2 separate regions of the Homo sapiens genome follow, and region 1 is linked to region 2. A link is an interaction called in ENCODE POLR2A ChIA-PET data of the cell type or tissue named here. Cell type or tissue: PC-9. All regions are shown on one strand. Each heading gives the region's core, and the rest is flanking DNA. Links, peaks and the distances in the headings are about the cores only. Region 1 overlaps ATAD2B (ATPase family AAA domain containing 2B). Region 2 overlaps FKBP1B (FKBP prolyl isomerase 1B).

Evidence for each region. Peaks named below come from ENCODE experiments on the same cell type or tissue, not always from the same donor. Only the 100,000 strongest peaks of a DNase experiment are listed, where the experiment ranks them.
Region 1: POLR2A ChIA-PET joins it to region 2 with 7 read pairs; 7 of 35 experiments call an interaction of 5 or more read pairs at or near these places.

What each region holds. Positions count from the first base shown.
Region 1 is chr2:23,899,923-23,905,304 of GRCh38, reverse strand. The region is part of intron 1 of ATAD2B (ATPase family AAA domain containing 2B); the gene reads left to right. It also overlaps the pseudogene RPS13P4. Among named protein-coding and RNA genes, the nearest start is that of ATAD2B, 25 kb to the left of the region's middle. In PC-9, for the core only: no CTCF peak of the experiment used is centred there; DNase peaks (open chromatin) are centred at 2,674, 3,194, 4,184 and 4,614; H3K4me3 peaks cover 2,230 bases; H3K27ac peaks cover 4,906 bases.
Region 2 is chr2:24,050,767-24,056,148 of GRCh38, reverse strand. It overlaps FKBP1B (FKBP prolyl isomerase 1B), which reads right to left. Exons shown (of 4, transcript NM_004116.5): 2 at 2,200-2,247. Among named protein-coding and RNA genes, the nearest start is that of FKBP1B, 3.7 kb to the right of the region's middle. RefSeq lists silencers at 1,216-1,510, 2,119-2,310. In PC-9, for the core only: no CTCF peak of the experiment used is centred there; no DNase peak of the experiment used is centred there; H3K27me3 peaks cover 123 bases.

The DNA.
Region 1 (5,382 bases), core at 123-5,122, 150 kb after region 2:
CTTAAGTGATCCTTTTACCTCAGCCTCCCAAAGTGTTGGGATTATAGATATGAGCTATCATGCCTGACCATGTGGCATTTTTCAGTACCTACATTGTCTCTTTCTTATTTTAAATAATGTAATATTTTCAGATTTTTAGAAACTACCTTTTAGAAATTTTTATGTGGAAGAAAATGCATTTTAAATTATTATAGACTTTTTTAATCTTTCTGTATCTCCTAAACTAACAGGTCGCTTCTATGTATTTTTTTCTCTTTCTGTATTCTTTCATGATGATTGCTTAGAAATACTAAACTAGTAAGCCCTTGTTCTTGGAATATTTGAGAAAAATTTAGAACATTTTATATGCTTGCCATTTCAGGACTTTGTAGAATAGTGTTGGCCCTAAATAAATAAATAGCAGTGCAGAGTTTTGTTTTTTGCAGTCATGGTAACCACTGCCTCTGTGCATTCCTTTTATAAATGAAAGAAAAAGAAATTGACTGCACTTCTAAGCTTTCTTGTGAAAACAGGAATACTTGTTAAAGAAAAAAAGTATACAAAAAGCCTGTCCTATAAGGAAATCGGAAGAGATTGATTTGTACCCATACATTTTCTGATCTAACTTGGGGGAAAATGTTCCTATTCTGTTTTTTCTTTGTCTCTTTGAGGTGTTTTCTCTCATCATTTACTTACTCTTTAAATAATTTGTTTTATTCTCTCTTACAGTTCCCTTTTTTCTATAAGAAGCCAGGTTGTCTTTTCTTAAAGAAAAAAAAAAAAAAAAAGGAAGGAAAATCCTTTCCTCCAAGTCTAAACTATTCTTTCTTTTTTAATTCTGACACTTTTGTAAGACTAGCTCTGTAGTCATCACCTGTACTTGCTCACCACTTGCTCCATTATTCACCTAGTGTTTTCCACCCCGCATTTCACAGACATTGCCCTGTCAGAAGTTACAATGATCTCTTACTTACAAATCCTCAGGTTTATCAGCTTTCTTCTGTTAAAGTCTTTTTGGAGCAGTTTAACTCCTCTTGTTTTAGTGAGAGACTATATTTGTCTCTGATTTTTATGACATCTCTTGTGCTTATCCCCATTAATTAGGCATTTTTTTAAGGTTTTGACTTCTGCCCTTCTGTTTTTATACTCTGTACGTTACCTATGATCATTTTCTTTTATGACCATGTTTCATATCTGTCTCTGCTCCTTAACTCACTTCAACTCAGAGGTGTGTTTCCCATAGCCTGATAGACCTCTCCTTAGATTTCTGGCTATAATTCCAAACTAACTTTCCAATTTTAATTCAGCATTATACTTCTCCCGTCATCACCTGTTCCCTGGCTCCCCACACCACCATCACCACTACCACCACCACCACCACCACCAACAACAACCGGCACTTTTTATACCTGCCCTTACTGTATTTATTTTGAATACAGCACTGATATCGCTAATCTAGTTATTTTGTTTTCTGGACTAAATTTCTTCTTTCTGATTTTCCCAATTCTAAATGAGGCCGTCATCAAGTTTTGATTTAATCTAGTGGTCTGCTAATTAACTTAGTTCCATGCATCTCTCATTTTTAAATGCTATACTTGGCTTCATTCTTTTTGTTTTTAGATTAAAATCCAGCTTTTAGATTTCTGACAAATTTAGATCTGGGCATGAAGCCTTCCTTGAAAACCAGAGCAGCATCTATTCATTTCTAGTTATTCTCAAGTTCTTTTGCCTCACTTTTTAAGATTTATGACAGAATAATAGTCACTATTTATGGTAGCTGATGAGTATGGTTTAAGGGACTGTAAAAGTCAAGGAGAGAATGGTTTTTACAAATTGAAAAAAGTTATCTATTCAAAGAGGTTAGAATTAAAAAAGTTGCTTAAGTGGGGATGACTATATCTTTTCATTATTTAATTTCTGTAGGATTTTACATTATTATTATTATACTTCTCTTGGAAGTTATCTCATCCTTGGATTGTGTTCTGGTATTTTATGTGCCCCATTATTAAGTTGTTAGAATACATATTCCCACTTCTATAGAAGACTTGAAAACAACATTTATTTATTTATTTATTTATTTATTTATTTTTGAGACACAGTCTTGCTCTGTTGCCCAGACTGGAGTGCAGTGACGTGATTATGGCTCACTGCAACCTCAACTGCTGGGGCTCAGGTGATTCTCCCACTTCAGCCTCCCAAGTAGCTGGGACTGCAGGCATGGACCAGCACACCTGGCTAATTTTTCTATATTTTTGTAGAGACACGGTCTTGCCATTTTGCCCAGGCTGGGCTCGAACTCCTGAGCTCAAACAATCTGCCCACCTCAACCTCTCAGTGTTGAGATTACAGGCATGAGCCACCATGCCCGGCCAAAAACATCCTTTAAAGTCTACATCAAATAGGTTATTTATTTATTTATTTATTTAAAGAGACAGGTCTTGCTGTGTTACTCAGACTGGTTTCAAACTCCTGGCCACAAGGATCCTACCGCCTGGGTCTCCCAAAATGTTGGGATTACAGGTGTGAGCCACTGTGCTTGGCCTCAAGTAGTTCTTATCCATCTTTTTTACCACTGCCTTCCACGTCTTATGTACATAGTAGGTCATCAGTAAATGTTAGTTAACTGAAATTATTTCCCTTATGCCTGAGGTACTTTTCCTACTCATGGATTATAATCACTGTGACACAGATTGCTAAATGGCTGTGGGTAGATTGCATAATCTTTTAAATATCTTTGTCATGAAACTGGTAACGCCTTCTCTCAAAGGGTTAGGTTATCATTAGCTAGTAAAATGCTTTGAGGGAAGATGAAAAAGTTAAGGTTGAGGGTTATGATCATCCTATTAAGGGTGAATTGTTAGCATCAGGTTTGTAGGTAGAAGCTTTCCCAAAGCTTGAAGTTAATTAAATGGTGCTGAAGTAATTATTTTGTACCTGTTTACATCGTGGTTGCTTACTTTACTTAAATCCCTAGATTTCTTTGGAGGGAAGGAGTCTTTGGTAATCCTCTTTATTCTGAGGTCTCTGTCATAGAGCCAAATCAAGATTGAAACCCTCCCGTGACAAAAAAAGTAAATATACCAGTACATTGTAGCAGTTAGGATGATGTGCTTTGTATTATACTTGAAGTATGTTATATGCCAGAGGTCCTCAGACTTTTGTGTACTAAGAATCATTTGGAAGCCCTTGTTAAAAACGTTTCACCTCCAGAGATTCCAGTCCAGCAGGTTGTAATTTTTAATGAGTAATGCAGGTGATTTTTGATTCAGGTAGTATGTAAACAACAGTTTGAGAAATACTTCTGAATGGAATTGAAAGCCAGTAGAATATGCAAATGGCCAATAAATAAATGTGCAAAACTCACTTAAATTGATATTCAAGTAACTATATACTTGGATTATTTTAAAAATTCAAATATTTTACTACTTTTTTTTTTGTCTTCAGTTCAATGGTACATAGTACTTATTTCCAGAGTATGTTTGGGAAACTAGTACCTGCAGATATTCCATGAAAAAAGAGAGCTTGATCAAATAAGTTTGTGAAATGTTACATACTTTATTTCATCCTTAGAGATTTATTTTGCATGTTATCATAATACTCTTAGAAGTTTTGCAGCAAAAAGCCTTGGACCTCATCGTTTCCCAAACTTAATTCACCATGAGCCCTCCTTTCTTGCCCCTAATAATTTATATTAATAATTTGTGAACAAATTTCCAGAAATTTTGTTTGTTGTTTTTCCTTGTTATCATGGAATTTTAAAAAATAGGGTACGTTTTTGTAATTCAGGAGCTTAAAATCTTGCTAGAATTTCAAGACTTGGACATGACACTTTAAAGATGATAAATATATAATGCTAAGTTGAAATAATCAAGTGCCCAAATGTATAGTAGGGCTGCAACTAGTAGCAGGGATAAGCTTAATTTAGGCTAGATTCTTCAGGGAGATTTCATGAAGAAAAAAAAAAAAAGGGTCCTGAGATAGGTCTTGAAGATGAATGATCAAATTTGATTGGAAGGAGTAATGCTGGCCTGGGCTATCTAAATTGGTACAGTAGTTTATAGGTACTAGTTTCTGTATCACAGATACACTCTAGCTTAAAATACATGATGTTGCTTCCTCAGTGACTCCTTTTTTTTCGATAAACAATCATTTTATTACTTGAGTACGTAGACAAACTTATGCAACCAGGGCAGAGGCTGTGGATGACTCATGTTTCCAGTTGGGTGGGAGGATTTGCTTGGTCTTGTATTAATAATATTGAGCCAGTCGGTGAATTCATCTATCAGAATCAGATGGAATTTGGCATCCTTATCCTTTCTGTTCCTCTCAGCATGCTTTCGAATAGCAACTGCTTGCTTAATTAAACAGTAGAGATCCTCAGGGAGATCAGGCGCAAGTCTTTTGGACTTAAGGATTCTTAAGATTGTATTGCCTGTCACAAAAATATACTTGTGCAACACCATATGAGCCTCAGGATCACACTGATTTGTGAGGGAGGCAGACCCTTCTTGGTCAGTTTGTAAGTCTGCTCCTTCATGTCATCAGATGTCAGCTTCAGCCAAGTGGGAACCTTGCAGTGACAGGGCAGAGCCGATTGAGACAGGCCCTTCCCAGGAGTGCACATGCGACTCATGATGGTGGCAGTCAGGCGGTCCAGTGACTACGTCTTGAATATGTTATATAATAATGCTTTTCAAACTCTAATGTGCACATGAATCACCTGGGGATCTTTTAAAAATGGTTTCTGATTCAGTGGATCTGAGGGTGGAGCCTGAGATTCTACATTTCTAATGAGCTTCCAAATAGATCATGCCCATGTTGTTGGTTCACAGACCAGAATTGGAGTAAAGAATGTCTTGGATTAGTAATTCAGTTAGATGACCTTTAATGCACACTTTAACCTTGGGAGTCTGTAAATATACCAGGTTGGAGTGGATGAGCTAGTATAAAGAAAACTAAAGCTGGGCGTGGTGGCTCATGCTTGTAATCCCGGCGCTTTGTGGGGCCGAGGTGGGAGGATCTCTTTAGGTCAGGAGTTTGAGAACAGCCTGGCAATGAGACTCTGTCTCAAATAAAATAAAATAATAAAAATATAAAATAAAAAGTAAGAGGCCAGGCGTGGTGGCTCATGCTTCTAATCCCAGCACTTTCGGAGGCCGAGGCTGGCAGATCACGAGGTCAGGAGTTTGAGACCAGCCTGGCCAACACAGTGAAACGCTGTCTCTACTAAAAATACAAAAATTAGCTGGGCGTGGTGGCATGCACCTGTAATCCCAGCTACTTGGGAGGCTGAGGCAGGAGAATTGCTTGAACTGGGAGGTGGAAGTTGCAGTGAGCCGAGACCACTGTACCCCAGCCTGGGCGACAGAGCTAGACTCTGTCTCAAAAAAAAAAAAAAAAAAA
Region 2 (5,382 bases), core at 118-5,117:
GCATGGTGGCGGGCGCCTGTAATCCCAGCTACTCGGGAGGCTAAGGCAGGAGAATCGCTTGAACCCAGGAGGCAGAGGTTGCAGTGAGCCAAGATCATGCCATTTCTCTCCAGCCTGGGCAACATAGACTCTGTCTCAAAAAAAGAAAAAACAAAACAAAACCAAAACCTGACAATAACAAGTGTTGGGGAGGACACAGGGTAACTGGCAGTCTCCTACACAGCTGCCTAGAGTGGAAACTGGCACAACGACTTTGGAAAGCTGTCAGACAGTACTGCTAACGCTGAGCCCAGGAGGTACCCCACTTCCAGGTATATACCCAACAGAAACATGCACATATGTCTGTACACATGTACACTAAGAGATGCCTGCAAGACTGATCAAAGTGACACTGTTTGTAATAAACAAAAACTATGAACAACCCAAATGTTCATCAACGGTAGAGAGGATACATAAATTGCAACATACTTGTACGTTAAAATACTGTAGAGGAATAAACCATTCTGGATATATCTCGCAGACATAATAGTGAGTGAAATAAGCCAAACACAAAAGAGTACCTACGCTGTGGTTCCATTAAGATGAAGTTCAAAAATAGGCAAAACCAATCCATGGAGACAAAAGTCAGAGTAATAGTTGCCAGCCAGGCACAGTGGCTCACACCTGTAATCCCAGCACTAGGAGGCCAAGGTGGAAGGATCACTTGCATACAGGCGTTCGAGACCAGCCCGGGCAACATAGTGAGACCCTCATCTCTACAAAAAATTAAAATTAGCCAGGCATGGTGGCTCATGTCTGTGGTCCCAGCTAGTCAGGACACTGAAGCAGGAGGGTCACTTGAGCCCGAGAGGTCGAGGCTGCAATGAGCTGTGATCACCACTGCACTCAGCCTGAGTCACAGAGTGAGACCCTGTCTCAAAACAACAACAACAATGACAAAAAAAAAAAAAAAAAGAAAAACAATGATAGCTACCTCTAGGGAGGTGAAATGACTGGGAGAAGGCATCAGGGGGACTTTTGGGGATGCTGGTTCTATGCTTGTATGTTCTATGCTTCTCTAGGTGGTAGTCACATAAATGTGATCACTTTGAAAAAATTCATTGACCTAGACATCTTACATTATGTTCTCTACTATATTTATATTTAACTTTAAAGTTTACCAAAAGTCCCATAGTCTCCCGCTATGTTTGATAAGACATAGTCTCTCCCAAGACAGGAGCTGCTGCCCTATGTATGTATTGTGAAAGGACTTTGCAAAAGGATGTTGTGGTTTCAGTAACTTGATAAATACTGGTCTGTCTACAACATGCAAAATTGTTAAATCAATTACACAGGTCAGAGGCCCCAGACGACCCATGGTAATTAGGCCACATCACCAGGAGATAAAACATGGTCCAGCCCACTGACATCAGCGACCAGCAACACAACTGCTGAAAACATCCACACCATCTGCCTAGAATTAACCTTGTGCTTCACACTGGCCCACAGAACTGCTAAAAATGGCCCCATCCGAGTATGTCCTAGGAATTAACCTGGGCTTGCTGTCTGCTAAGTGGCTGTCATCGAGTTTGCCACTTTAGGAAGCAGGTCACAAGGCAGGGTGCTCACCTCCCTTGGAACAAACACCTGCTCATGATCTTCCTGCCAGCAGTCCTGAAGAACTCACTCTACCTCGCCTGCAGATAAAGAGCATCCAACTGGGATCAGTCCCGCTCTGGGCTCCCTCAGTACCCAGAGAAAAGCACTGCCATCACCCCACCCCTCAAATGGCATCGGAGCCTCTGGGTGACTTGTCTGTCCTCTCCCCTCCTCTTCTTCTCTAATGATACTGCAGGATGGAGAGAAAGTCTGCGGGGAGCTCTAGGAGGGATTTCCAAATATCAGACAGACCCAGCAGGGACAGGGGCTCCACCATACCTGCAACAGAAGGAAGGGGACTGAAGGTGTTTGACTCACCTAGAAGCTGGCACCATGGATGGCCCTTGCTGGTAGAAGAGGGAAAGAGTTGGCCTTCCAAGCCTCCTTTATCATTCCCACTAGACTGGCTGGGAGGAGTAGAGGATGGCTGGTCACAGGGAGACCCTGCTGCCTTGGGCTTTAGCCCTGATCCAGAGGCAGGCACCTCTGGAGAGAAGCTCAGAGGACAGCCCTGCCTTGGGAGGGGAAGGACTGGGTGGGGGCTGAGGGGGTGAGACTTACCTGTGTAGTGCACCACACACGTTTGGCCCTTCTTGGGGAATGTCCTTCCTGCAGGGAGACATGAGGGCAGATGAAGGAGTAGGATATTGGAAAAACACCTGGGACATTAAGTATGATCCTGACCAAGAGCTCCAGCCTGCATTCCCCTCCATGCCATGGAGATGCCTGTGGCCCTAGTTCTGGCTCTGGGCCCTGTACGAGCCAGAATGAATCACGTCACCTCTCTGGCCTGGATTTACTTTACCCCCTCAATTTTCTCAATTCTGCTGTCTCCTGGGCTTTCCCACCACCCCACCCCCACTTTCTTTGATTGCCCCTTTTACTTCACATCATCCATTCCACAGACATTTACAGTTGGCCTCCTATGTGCCAGGCCTGGACCAGACTTCAGACATGCAGAGCAATGTATGAACTCATGAGGAAGGTAGGGAAACAGACACACAAATACCAGATTACAATGCAGATTATAATCCATCCATCAAAGATGAATAAACACAATAATTTACAAATATTTGCTGAGAGGCCAGGCATGGTGGCTCACATCTGTAATCTCAGCACTTTGGGAGGCTGAGGTGGGAGGATCACTTGAGCTCAGGAGTTCTAGATCACCCTGGGTAACATAGGGAGACCCCATCTCTAAAAAAAAAAAAAAAAAAAAAAAATCTTTTCAATTAGCTGGGTGTGGTGCCGCATACCTATAGTCCCAGCTACTGAAGAAGCTGAAGTGGAAGGATTGTTTGAGCCCAGGAGGTCAAGGCTGCAGTGAGCTGTGTTCATGCTACTGCACTCTACCCTGGGTGACAGAGCAAGACCCTGTCACAATAAACAAACAGACAAAACAAAACAAAACAAAACCACAAATATTTACTGAGTACCTATGGTGTGCCAAGCCTGTGCCTGATCACAGGGATACAGCAGTGAACACTACAAACAAGATCTCTATCCCTGTTCTTTTAGAGTTTACTTTTTTTTTTTAAGAGTAGGGGTCTCAGTGTGTCACCCAGGCTGGAGTGCAACAGCATGATCTCGGCTCTGTGCAGCCTTGACCTTTCCTGGGCTCAAGCAATCTTTCTTCCTCTGCCTTCTGAGTAGCTAGTACTGCAAGTGCATGCTGCCATGCCCAGCTAATTTTTTTAAAAAAAATTTGTAGAGACAGGGTCTTAACATGTTGTCCAGGTTGGCCTTGAACTCCTGAGCTCAAGAGATTCTCCCACCTCAACCTCCCAAAGTGCTGAGATTATAGGCATGAGCCACCAAACCCGCCCTGGAGTTTATATTCTAATGGACAGAGACAATACTTAAATATACAAAATGATTATGGATTATGATGAATACTCTAAAGAAAATACACACAATGATGTATTAAAGGGAGATGCAGTGGGACAGGCCATTTCAGACAGAGTGGTCCAGGATGGCCTCTTGGAGAAGGTGCCCCCTGGAGCTGGGACTTGAAGGATGAGCAAAATACTGGGAAATAGCACTTGGGAAAGGAGTAACAAGTGCACAGAATCAACACATTTGCAGTGAGCAAGGAGGCTAGGTGCTGGAAAGAAGGGAGGGAGGAGAGAGGTGGGAAGGACATGGATCATGCAGGGCTTGAAGAGCCGGATTTAATACTAAGTGCAATAGGAAACCACTGGAGGGTTTTAAGCCAGAGAATGACATAATCTGAATTAAGATTTTATAACATCACTCTGGCTGCTATGTGTAGGATGGACGGTTAGGCGTCTGTTGCAATAATCCAGACAAGAAATCAATGATAGCTTGATTTAAGGTGGTGGCAGCAGAGAAGAGAGTGAAAGATTGGAGACATATTTTCGAAGCGGAGCTGACAGGTCATGCAATCAGACTGGAAATGGGGTCCAGGATGAGGACAAAGGAGACAACAAGAACGATGCTTGGGTTTTCTGTTTGGGCAACTGGATGAATAGTGCAACTATTTCCTGAGATAGGGAAGACGGGAGGAACAGATTTGTGCGGGTGGCAATCTTGAGATGCCTATTAGACATCTGAGTTTATATTGCAAGTAGGCAGATGAAGAGTCTGCACTGGAGGTATAAATTTGGCTGGAATTTAAAGCTACGGGGCTGGATACAAAGCCTAAGGAAGCCTAACCACAGAGCCGATATTTAGAGGACTCTATGGGATCCTGGAGGAGGGAGCAGCTAACTGACCACAGAAGTCAAGGAAAACATCATAGAGGAGAGAATGGTGAAGCCAGGTCTTGAAAGACAAGTAAGAGTTTGCCAGAGGAAGTGAAAAAACACCATCTGGGAAGAGGGAACAACATGTAACATGTTCAAAGGCCCTCAGTCCAGCAATAGCGGGAACCCTGTCTGTTTCAACTGTGTCACCTTAGGGCCTAGCACACACGTTCAATAAATATTTGCTGAACGAGTGGTGTGTTTGACAACTTGCAGGCAGCTTGGGAAAGCTGGAGGAAAAAGTTAGTGGTGGGCTTAGGACAGGTGGTGAGAGATGAAGCTCTAGTGTGGAAGATGAGAATAGACCATAGCACCAAAGGCCCCTCCTGGGGGAGAGGGAAGAATCATTAAAACATCTTCTGCCTGAGGGAGGGGCATAGTCAAACATGCATTTTTTTTCTTTTTTTTTTTTGAGATAGAGTCTTGCTCTGTCACCCAGGCTGGAGTGCAATGGCACAATCTCAGCTCACTGCAACCTCTGGCTCCCAGGGTCAAGTGATTCTCCTGCCCCAGCCTCCCGAGTAGCTGGGATTACAGGTGCGTACCACCATGCCCAGCTAATTTTTGTATTTTTAGTAGAGACGGGGTTTCAACATGTTGGTCAGGCTGGTCTCGAACTCCTGACCTTGTGATCCGCCCGCCTCAGCCTCCCAAAGTGCTGGGATTACAGGCGTGAGCCACTGCATTTTAAGAAGAGTCTTCAGGCTATGATATAGAAAGGGAGTGAATATGAGATTGGGGACGAGATTGAAAGCAGGGAGGAGAGACTGAAGATGGGGAGATTAGCTCAGGGGCTGCTGAGGGATGAAAAGGCCTCAGGGAGATGCTTTCTGGGACCCAGCAGCAATGTTTCCTGCGTGGGCAAAGAAGCCTGTACTCCAGGGGATATCTGAAGTAGTGGCTGGGATTGGACAAGGAAGATGGCCTGGAGCCAAGAAGTTATCCAATTTCCTGGGGAGGGGAGCTGTTCATATTAATA